Regions from separate parts of the Homo sapiens genome. Here region 1 is linked to region 2. The links are chromatin contacts, found by Hi-C or POLR2A ChIA-PET in ENCODE. All regions are on one chromosome and are shown on one strand. The core of a region is the stretch at or near the end of the contact, and the rest is flanking DNA. Distances in the headings are between cores, read along the strand shown. Region 1 overlaps MBNL2 (muscleblind like splicing regulator 2). Region 2 has its middle 15 kb from the start of LINC00456.

Region 1 (5,219 bases), core at 595-3,094, 140 kb before region 2:
ATTAAATTCTGACCCAGTAGATCTAGGCTGAGACCTTGATACTTGAATTTTAGAAATTTTACTAAATGATCTGATGCATGGCCAAATTTGGGGAGCATTGTCATATGTGAGGAGTAAAAATAGTATTAAAAAACTTGCACTAAATGTGTAATTTAACCCAGAGACTATCAACGTAAACATTTAGATAAAAGAGCCCTCCCCCATACTGCCATTTTTATTTTCTCTGGAAGCAAATTCTCAACCCTCCCAGCCCACAGATCATTTGATGCTAGATCATTTGAAGCTAGGGTTAGTGTGGTACCATAAATACGGGTTGTACTTTGCTTTGTCGATAGGATTGAGAACCTCAAAACTCATTTCCCAAAACCATTTTGGATATCGACAAATCTATTCCAATTAGGTAACTTTTGTCTTCAAAAATATATGTCACTTGTTCATCTGATTTCATAGTCTAAAATCAATGTCCCAGTATGTTTTATTGATGATGGCAATAACACAGTTCACAGAGAAATAGTAATATTTTAAAGTAAAACCATAGATTTTAGACTCAGAGAGGCCTGAATTCAAACCTAGCACTCTGACACTTACTACTCATTAACCTGGGGAGGAAATTAACCTCCCTGGGCTTTAATTTTCTTATCTGCAATGAGTAAGTGAAACTACTTAGCTGAAAGGGTTGGGCAGAACAAGGCGCTATTGCACTCCCATTTCCCATGGTCAGAACTCAGTAAAAAGCAGCTCTCATTAATACTGTAAAAATCAATGTCCATCAAGGTTTTTTTGGCCTCAAATTATCTAACAGTTCTGCAACAGGGATGTAATGAGCATAGCAGTATAGTAAGGGTATAAAAGTGAGTAAAAATATAGCAACAAATTTCCCTTTCCTTTTGAAATGTGGACTGAAAAAAATATTTTCTGTCACGTGAAACTGAAAGTTGCAAGTTCATAGGCCTTACGAAGACAGACGCAGTTGGATATGTTCCTTTTTGATGTAGCATGTTTTTCATTGAAGTTGATTAGTTAAAAAATACAGTTACGGTGATTTGCAGAGAGGCTCACTCCGTGTTAATATTATTGTGGATAATAATGCTTTACATCTGTGAAAGGTTCTGGTAGTTCTCAAGGCATTCTCACACTTGTCTTCTTTAATCTTCTCAAATCCATGAGAAGCAAGTGCGGCAGCAAGAATTGCTCAGCCTTCCAGGTGAAAACAATTTAGAGGAGAGCCACTAAATGGATAACCCAAGGTCAATGCTGCAAGGCAAAGTCAAGGCAGAACACCCGGGACTCCTGGCTCCTAGTCTGAGGCCATGTCCACTCTTCTGCGATTACTAGATTTTGTTGGTTATTTCTTAAAACAAAAGAGGAAAAACAACGCCCCCCCCGCCCACACACAAATCAGTTGCCCGTATGTTTCTGGAGAGAATGCAGAGAGCGTTTGGTGGAGAGTTGCACAGGAACACGACCCACAGCCAGCCTGGGCCTTCTACAGACAGGAGGTGTGAGGTGTGGGGCCTGCTGCCTTGGAAAAGTGGTTCTCAGATCCTGAATTCAAATTAAACTCCCGAGGTAGAATCTCGGCCAACAACGGATCCCGGTGTCTGAGTTTGGTTCTCAGCTGGCGGCTGAGAAAAGAGAAGGGCAGCACCTTCCAATGATTCTGTTCCTGGAAGCGCACCAACTACAGCTTGGGAGAATTAGCCCTACAGTTTCTGCAGAAGTGCTGTTGCCAGGCTGTCTGAGACAGGATCCATTTGGTCCACGTCATCTCTCAGCTCAAAGCCACAGCTAAAAAGGCCAGAGGACAAGATTCGCGGGAAGCCTTCTTGAAGAAAATCGCTTCTGAAATGCTGGTCTTGCGATTTCCTGCCCCTGTTCTCTACTCCACCTTCCCGTGTTCCTCTCCGCAGTCTTCCATGCCCTGCTTTCCCTCCCAGGACATCAGGTCCAGGTTCAAAGATGACAAACACACCCACACACACTCACACACACAACACACTCATATACACAACACATACTCATACACATTCACAACACACTCCCATACACTCACACACACAACACACTCATATACACAATACATACTCATACACATTCACAGCACACTCCCATACACTCAACACACGTACACTCACACACAACACACTCATATACACACTAGCACACATATATACACTCACTACACACCTGCATGCACACATATACACACTTGCACATATACACTAACTACACATTCATACTTACGTACTCAACACACTCTCACGCAAACATGCACATTCTTTGCTATTTTGTAGCAGCAAGGGGGCTTAGCCAAGGGTAATGGCCAAGTGGCCCGAGGTATTTCATGGCTCAAAAGTGCAGTCAGTAGGCGAGAATGCCGTCGTCCCACTCGTTTAGAATGCGTCTGCTTTAAAGGGTACGTGCCTGGCACTCACGCTAAAAGGCTGACACACGGCGTCTCCTAAGCCTCCTCCCTCTACTGCCAGAAGCAGCTCCGGAGGGCACAAGACTCATGCAAGACTTGTCCCTCGTGGTTCTTCCACCTCCATCCTCCTAAAGGTCGCTCACACTTGCTTCTTTATCTTGAGTGCACATATGAAGGCGGTGCGCGCTCTGGGAAGGGAAGGAGGGAAGAATTCCTGTCCTATTCTATCAGGAATTGGGGAGAGAAAAGCTGCTAGGAGGAATAAATGAAGGGGACTTTTCAAACACTGTGAATTTGAGACAGAAGGGTTGTCAGGGGAGAGAAAGGCTTGAATTTTCATTCCCTTAATAAATATTTATTGGTGCAGACATGGTGCCAGAACACTGTGTACATTGATTGAACTGAAGCCCTAATGAGAAAGAAGAAAACAAACAAAATTACAGTTCATTTGTATGGATAAGCAAAGAAGGAGGAGGGCTCGCTGGTAGAGAATGCTGGGGGTTGCATGTGGGTTACAGGGGTGGACCTGGAGTCCTTATGAATGAGGTGAGTTAATGTGTGAAAAGCACTAAGACATGGACAGGCCAGCAGAGGCAGAGGCTGGGACACACACGAGCTGTGTGTGTTCACCCAGCAATGTAGGCAGGGTCGTGACCAGATCACAGAAGCCATAGGTCATGATCAAGGTCAGAGTTTCGGCTTTGTCCCAGTAAGATGGAAAAGCATGGAGGGGCACATAAGGGAGTGACAGGATGCTATTTATGTTTTAAAAAGATTCCTCTGGTTGTTGTCTGTGGGATATAATGGAGTAAAGCAAGAGTGGATATTGATAGATTAGGAAGTAAATGCTTTTATGATATTTTGATAAAAGGTTGATGGTGGCTTAGATGAGGGAGCTGAGAAACAGGGGAGTGGATGGGGTTCAGGGCAGATATGACAGGACTTGCTGTTGAACTGGATGTCAGTGAGCCACCTATACTCTACTAGGTCACTGATTCATTTCTGAGACTGAATTAATTTGTTTCTAGAGTTGATAATTTTTAAACATGTCACAATTTTTATTCTAATACTTCCAGTGATTTCAGGAAAGAGTCTGCTAGGTTTTGGTTTTCGATTGCCAGTTGATAGTACCATTTATTAAAATGGGAAGAATTTGATTTTGAACGGGTCAAGTTCCTTTAAGAAATTTAAAGGTGAGGCCAGTAGAAAGGTGGATATGTGAGCCTGGGGCTCAGAGGAGAGGTTGGGCTGGATGCATACTTTTGGGGGTCCTCAGTCTATAGATGATTGACAGACACAGGAATGGATGAGACCACAAGGGAGAGGACAGATGGAAAGAAATATCCAGCTCTTGGAACCTCAACATATGGAAGAGGAAAATGGTGGGCAAAGGAGACGGAGGAAGGAGTGTTTAACAAAGGAGAGATTCATCACATGACTTGAGCACCGCTGAGAGGTAGAAGAAATTGTCTTAGTCCATTCTGGCTGCTTATAATAAAATATCATAAGCTGGGTGGCTTACAAACAACTGAATTGAATTTCTCACAGTTTTGGAAGCTGGAACCCCCCAAATCAAGGTGCCCGCAGATTTGATGTCTGATGAGGACCAGCTCCCTGGTTCATAGACAGTGCCTTCTTGCTGTGTCCGCACATGGCAGGAGGGTGAGGGGTCTCTCCCATGTCTTTTCTTATAAGGGCACTGATTCCATTCATGAGGGCTCCACCCTCAGGATCTAGTCGCCTCCCCATAGGCCCTTAGAGGTTAGGACTCAACGTGAATTTTGGTGGGACACAAACATTCAGACCACAGCAACAATAAAGGCAAAAAGTGACCGTTGGTTTGGTAATATGGAGGACACTGGTGAGAGACTGCAGGGGAATGGGTTCAGGAGTGGACAGAAGAAGGAGGGAATGAAGAAATATCCACAGTACTGTAAAGAAGTTTAGTTTATGAGACCTAAAATGGAATGATACTTGACTCTCTTTATCAATTGACTTGTCTTATGCAGTTTTTGCATCTATTAGTTTCCGGTAACTGCTGTAAACAGCTATAAATTACTATAAACCCATTGGCTTAGAATAACACACATTTATCCCTTTATAGTCCTGGAGGCCAGAAGTTCCAAATCGGTTTCACTGGGCCAAAATCAAGGTGTTGGTAGGACTGCCCTCCCTCCAGAGGCTCTAGGGGAGAATCCATTTCTTGACTCTTCCATCTTCTGGTGGTTGCTGGCATTCCTCTGCTGTGGCCACATCAATCCAATCTGCCTCTGTGGTCACACTGCCTTGCTCCTCTTCTGTCAGTGCTAACTCTCCCTCTCTCTTATATGAGCGTCTCTTATAAGGACGCTTGCAACTGCATTCAATCCAGGAGGGTCTCCCCATCTCAAGATTCTTAATTTAATCCCATCTGTCAAGCCCCTGATTCCTTATAAGGTGACATTTATAGGTTCCAGGTACCTCCGAGAGCCATTATTCAGCCACGTATACTCTACTAGGTCACTAATTCATTTCTGAGACTGAATTAATTTGTTTGTAGAGTTGGTAATTTTTAAACATGTCACAGTTTTTATTCTAATACTTCCAGTGATTTAAAAACCTCTATTAAAATATTTAAGTGTAATATTCATTTTTCATAGAGAAATGGTGATTATGAGCTTCTAATTAATATTTGAGACAATAATAACCATAACTTTCAAAAAAAGTTCAACTAATAGTTAACAGCAGGGATGGGATTCTCTCGTTAACACGGCCACCAGTGAGTACCAGGGTCAGTCTTTATTAATTCTAAATA
Region 2 (5,606 bases), core at 1,169-3,668:
GAGGCATCTGACCTCCCAGTCAAGTAGCAGGCTGAATAATCAATGTCTTTTGAGGTTCTGTGACTCTGCTTTTTAATTTGCAGTATCACTGAAAGCAATTTCCTGGCATTCCAGAATCTAGCTCTAGGGGCAAAGTAATTGGTGACCCTTGGTCTATGTAAACAATCTGAATAACAAAGATCACAAAAGGGACATTAAAGGGACATTCAATTTAAATTGCATCTTTCTAGGCTGCTGGTCCTCAAAGAGGGATCTTCAGAACCATATGGTGGCAAAAGATACCTTGGAAATGAGGACAGTTAAGGAGAAAGTGTGTAAGGAATACCACAGTAATGAGAATTGTGGAAATGTTCTGGTTATTCTTTGTCTCTCCTTCACACCACCTTTCTGTGCCCAGAAATTGATCCCCTATGGACACCCAGGATTCATCACCCGGACACTCAGGAGGAAGACATTTTTCTTCCTCATTTTGAGCATCGTTTCTAGAAGCCACTATGACCTCCATAGCTATAGGTGTTGTCCTGGGCTCCCTCCTCCATGGCTCCAGTAACACTTCCCCTCTAGTCCCCTCCAGACCTAAAGGTGATAATGGCTTGCTGCTGTTGCTAATCTCTGGGTGCCTTAATACCGCCTGTAGGTTCACTTTACTATGCCTACACCTCTAAATAGCCGTCTGTTCCTCAAAATTTTCTGAACCATTTAAATTGAATTCTGCTTCTTTGAATGACAAAGGAGTGCTAAATAATTTTAAAATGGCAACAAAAAGGGGAAGGGCAGGAACTGTATAGCCTTAGAATCCCTAGAATACCTTCCAGGATACTTCAAATGTAGTGCAATCTTAATACTTCTCTGCAGAAATTGTTGGTGAATTATAGGCTGTATGCAAAGATGTGCATTTCCTATATCAGTTGGATCCATGAGTCTCTCAACAGTAATTTCTCAGCCTTTACGGTTTTCTACCTTGCCCACAGAGGATACCAGAGGGGCAGAGCTTCAACCTTGGAGGGCACAAAAGGGTAGATTAGATTATATTTCTTATTGTTTTATGGAATTGATATGAGACACGGCAAGGGTAAGATTAAGGTTGAAATTATTTGAAAACTAATGTTCCTTAGGCTAAAACGAATGCAGCACTTATACACACTTGTCTTGCTGGGACTATAGCAGTCCTTGGAGATTATTCTTCAGTTACCTTTTACTGATGTTGTCCAGTGTAGTACATGTATACAGCAACACTTGCTGTACCATTAGAGAAAAAAACAACATGCTGTAGAATATGAGGCTCTCGTAATTAAAATGGATCCTCACCATGTTACATGTCAATTGGCAATATTAAAAATGTCCAGAATTACCAAGAATCAACCATTAGTGAAAATGCACCTAAAACCTTTTAAAGTCACTTATCACATCTAATTATCTGATACCAGGTATTATAATTATGCTATTATGTATAATTTTAGTACCATGGCTTAGATCATGTTAATTCACCCTATATGCCATATTGAATTTCTAGCCTAAAATTATCAACATACTGATTGCAGCAAGACTAAAAATGAGCAGTCAAAGACAGTTATTCTAAGAGCCTTACAAACAAGCATATTTATTCATTTTTGAATTTATTAGACAATTTTTTTTCTGAGCACCAATTTTGTGCTATGTAAGGTACTAGATTCTGGTGATAACAGTGACAAATAATATGTCCTTGAGGCACACACAGTCTACAGGAGAGCAGGGTTGGGAGAGACAAATGTTCTAAATAGGGGGCCATGCCACAGTAGAGTGAATATGAGGAGCATGAAGGTATGAGTTGGCACCCTTGGGGTGGGCTGGGGGACAACTGAAATCACAAATGAGATGATGCCTGAGTTCTCGAGAACAAGGCACAGGCAGAAGATTCCAGGTAAAAAGTAGTGTCCTGAGACGACGATGTTCCATCGAGAGGTCGCCTCCAGATTGATATGGCTGCATTTGTGTTACCAGAAAGGGGTCCCAATCCAGACCCCAAGAGAGGGTTCTTGGATCTCACACAAGAAAGAATTCGAGGCGAGTTCATAGAATAAAGTGCGAGCAACTTTATTAGAGAAGCAAAGAAAAAAAAGAATGGCCACTCCATAGGCAGAGCAAACCTGAGGGCTGCTGATTGGCTATTTTTATGGTTACTTTTTGATGATATGCTAAACAAGGGGTAGATTATTGATGAGTTTTCTGGGAAAAGAGCAGGGATTTCCCAGAAATGAGAGTTCCTCTCCCTTTTAGACCACATAAGTTAACTTCCGGGCATTGCCATGGAATTTGTAAATGGTCATGGCGCTGGTGGGAGCATCTTTTAGCATGTTAATGCATTACAATTAGCATATAATAAGCAGTGAAGGCAACCAGAGGTCACTTTTGTCACCATCTTGAGTTTGTTGGGTTTTGGCCAGCTTCTTTACCACATCCTGTTTTATCAACAGGGTCTTTATGTCCTGTATCTTGTGATACCAGCCCTGCTGACCTATCTCATCCTGTAACTAAGAATGTCTAACCTCCCGGGAATGCAGCCCAGTCGGTCTCACCCTCATTTTACCCTGCCCTTATTCAAGACGAAGTTGCTATGGTCGGAATGCCTCTGACAGTTCCAGGATTATACAAAGAGATGTTTGTGTATGAGAAAAGGGGCTGAATGGGTGGGCAGGGGTCTTGTTTGCCAAAGGGTTTGACTTGTGCTATGTATTTTCTGGAGATCACTGACATTTTTAATAAGTTTAATTCATTTGGCCACTTAACAAGTATTTAAGGAGCCCACCTATGTACCAGGTACAGTGGTAGGCATTGAAGATATAAAGGTGAACCAAATGGAAAGGATCCCTCTCCTTGTGGAACTTATATTCTAAAAGGAATGCAATGGGGCAGACACTGAAAGTAAAACAATTTGATGAGTAAAGTAAGTACAATTTGTTATTAGTGCTATGATGGAATTATGATGCTGGCATTGAGAATTGTGCATGATGGGAAGACTTTGAGTGGTATGTTCAGAGAAGACCTCTTTAAGAAGGTATCATTGAAAGAAAGATCTGAAAGCTGAGAAATATCCATTCATACACAAAGTCGAGTGAAGAATGTTGTGGAAGGATGTTCCAAGTAACATTATGCCCTGAGATGGGAGAGGAGTTTGACCTGTTGCAGAAACTAAAAGACCAGGGAGGCTGGAGCATAGCGAGAGAGAAGAAAGTGACCCAAAATGATGTGGGAGGTGTGATCAGGAGTCTGCCCTTGGAAGGCTGTGAGGTTCATTGAAGATGCTCGAGAAAGACAGTTAAGGGCAGTAAGCAGTGTGATGACATGGCCTGACTCTGGCTACCCGCTTCTTGACGTCTCTCCTACCACCACTAAAGTCTCAGCCACTGTGGTTTCCTTTCCAGACAACTGCCACATGCTGATCTCTCCACTCCCACTCTTGCCTACCTGCAATCCATTCTCCACCTAGTAGCCAGAGTCACTTTACCTTGATTATCACGTTTAATCCCCACAAAATCCCAAAGGTAGAAACTATAGTTATCTACATTTTACTGATAAAATAATTGAGGTTCAAATATTTTGCTCATGTTTACCTAAGCCAAGATTTGCAAACTCAGTTCAGCTGCAGGATTTGTGCTCTTAACCCATACATTGTATAATACATCCTCCCCATTTGTCAACTTTAATCTCAGTGGAAGCCAAGTCCAGCCCAGTGTCTACCAAACATACTTTTCAGTGTTCTGCTTTTCCACTCTTGCCACATCTCGCCCTCAACTGTCGTAGGGCCCTTGGGCCCCATCAACTTGGCAGAACCAAAATCCAACTAAAAGAGGGTATCTTTGCCCCCAGGCTGGAATGTCTAGGATGGAAAGTGTTTCAGAGAATGCATTGGTCCGCTGGGGAGAGCGGAACTGCTGTTCCTTTCTCACCTGCTGGGTTTCTCTTTTCTTCACTTCTGACTTCCTCCTGACAACCTACATTAAGTCTGACCCTTTGCACCAGGCACCCAACTGCAGCCTTCTTTCAAAACAGCTCTTGTCCTCCATGTAACCACTGAGCTAAAAAAATGTCAGGGTTCTTTAGACTTGGGTGGGAAGTGGACAGCAGCTTGGACAAAGCTATCACATCAAAATAGCTGCCGGGTCTCTCTTGATTGAATTGTCTTGGGACTAAAGCCCAGAATTGTAAACTAACGTCTATTTTTCACCCGCTGGCTTCCTGGGTTTGTTTCAGCCTTCGGGTGAAACTATTGGATACTGGACATCCATACACACCTTGACTTCACTTCCTTTTTATCATAACTTACACCTTTAGAGGCATTGCAGCTGAGCTGCTTGTTTGAGAGTGAAAGCTAATACTATGTTTTTCGAACTGTGGCCACAGGTTCCTGGGCCCACCCTAAGTCAGAATCTCTACAGGTCAGGTCCTTGGCTAATTCTAATCTTTGGTGTCTAAAGGCTCTTTTCAGCCTTTTCTCAGGATCATGGGTTTCCTGATTGCCAAACCATGGACAGGAAATAGGGCAGCTCAGCTGGGCACCCACGAGGCTGTTCAGGTTCAATAATTCTTGGGCACCCTCTGTCTATATTGAGGAGTTCAATTTCCTCTGCTTTCCAACTGGTTTCACCCTTGGAGTATTAATTATTTTCTTAAGCTCTGGTGTTAGCCCAGCCTTCAATTCCAAATTCTTCACTCTCACTTCTGCCTCTGACTGTTTGCATTTGACACCTGCCAGGTGGACCAGGTCTGATCTTATCTCCTCTAGTGACAGACCAGTTCCAGCCCAGGGTCATATCTATTCTAATAGCGAAGATAACACAGAAACGTAGGGGTGGGGTCAGATCTGATCTAAATTAAATAGCTGGTACATTTTTGGGAAAGCGTGAACAATGAAGATTTTTTCCTCTCTTTTTTTCTGAATCCATATGCTTTAATATTCTTTCTGCTTCAGTATCTGAAGATGTTATTCTCTCATACGAGTTTCTTCCTTTTGAGGATTTGAATGTTAACCTCTAAAGGCCAACCAAGCTGCCACAGTAACAGGCCTGGGGTCAGGTTATTTCTGTGTTTTAGGGCATATAGCTAAAGACTCCCCATCTTACATAGCTACAGCAGAGAATAAAAGTTAGGAAATGCATCACAGTCATCCCTGACCTATAAACACCCAAATTATGACTGTCCTGTATAGAGGCATGTTCGATGCATGGGTGAAACATTTTCTTCTCTTTCTTTGAGAGGCCATGGCAGATGCAGGGTGTGGGATCCCTTCTGGCCATGTGCCAAGTACCCGGAGCAGCTGCAGAGGGCTCCCCCTTCCTAAGCTTCTTCTCATTGGCAGGGTGGCATCTCTCTGAGCTGTTCTGAAAACAGCTGATGTCTACTTGCAACATTTTGAGCTACCATTCATGAATACATTTGCCTATAGGTACAGTAAATAAATAATCATGCTAGTCCACAAAAATCCTTTTAATCCAAAACACAGCAGAGTTATTCTTCTTACATTTTGCCTGCACTTCCATCAAATAGGCATGGAGAGGCTGGCCTAACGTGGATAACATGTGTTTCTGTGTAGCTTGTGTTAATAACCTCACACAACTGCCGCAGGACTT

What was found. Hi-C counts contacts between places; a loop is a spot of excess contacts on that map. ChIA-PET counts read pairs that join two places held with the same protein, here RNA polymerase II (POLR2A).
Region 1: a map with no recorded cell type shows a loop between it and region 2 (2.6-fold over the local background). The contact joins two enhancer-like sites. A Hi-C loop is called at or near these places in 1 of 37 single-sample maps with no recorded cell type. POLR2A ChIA-PET finds 5 or more read pairs at or near these places in 1 of 52 experiments (CD4-positive, alpha-beta T cell).

What each region holds. Positions count from the first base shown.
Region 1 is chr13:97,336,041-97,341,259 of GRCh38, reverse strand. The region is part of intron 3 of MBNL2 (muscleblind like splicing regulator 2); the gene reads right to left. Among named protein-coding and RNA genes, the nearest start is that of RAP2A, 96 kb to the left of the region's middle. Within about 2 kb of position 1,844, at least 18 of the 41 ENCODE cell types and tissues checked have a DNase peak (open chromatin) inside an H3K27ac peak, as active enhancers do.
Region 2 is chr13:97,191,508-97,197,113 of GRCh38, reverse strand. It overlaps a transcript of MBNL2 not described here. Among named protein-coding and RNA genes, the nearest start is that of LINC00456, 15 kb to the right of the region's middle. Within about 2 kb of position 2,418, at least 3 of the 41 ENCODE cell types and tissues checked have a DNase peak (open chromatin) inside an H3K27ac peak, as active enhancers do.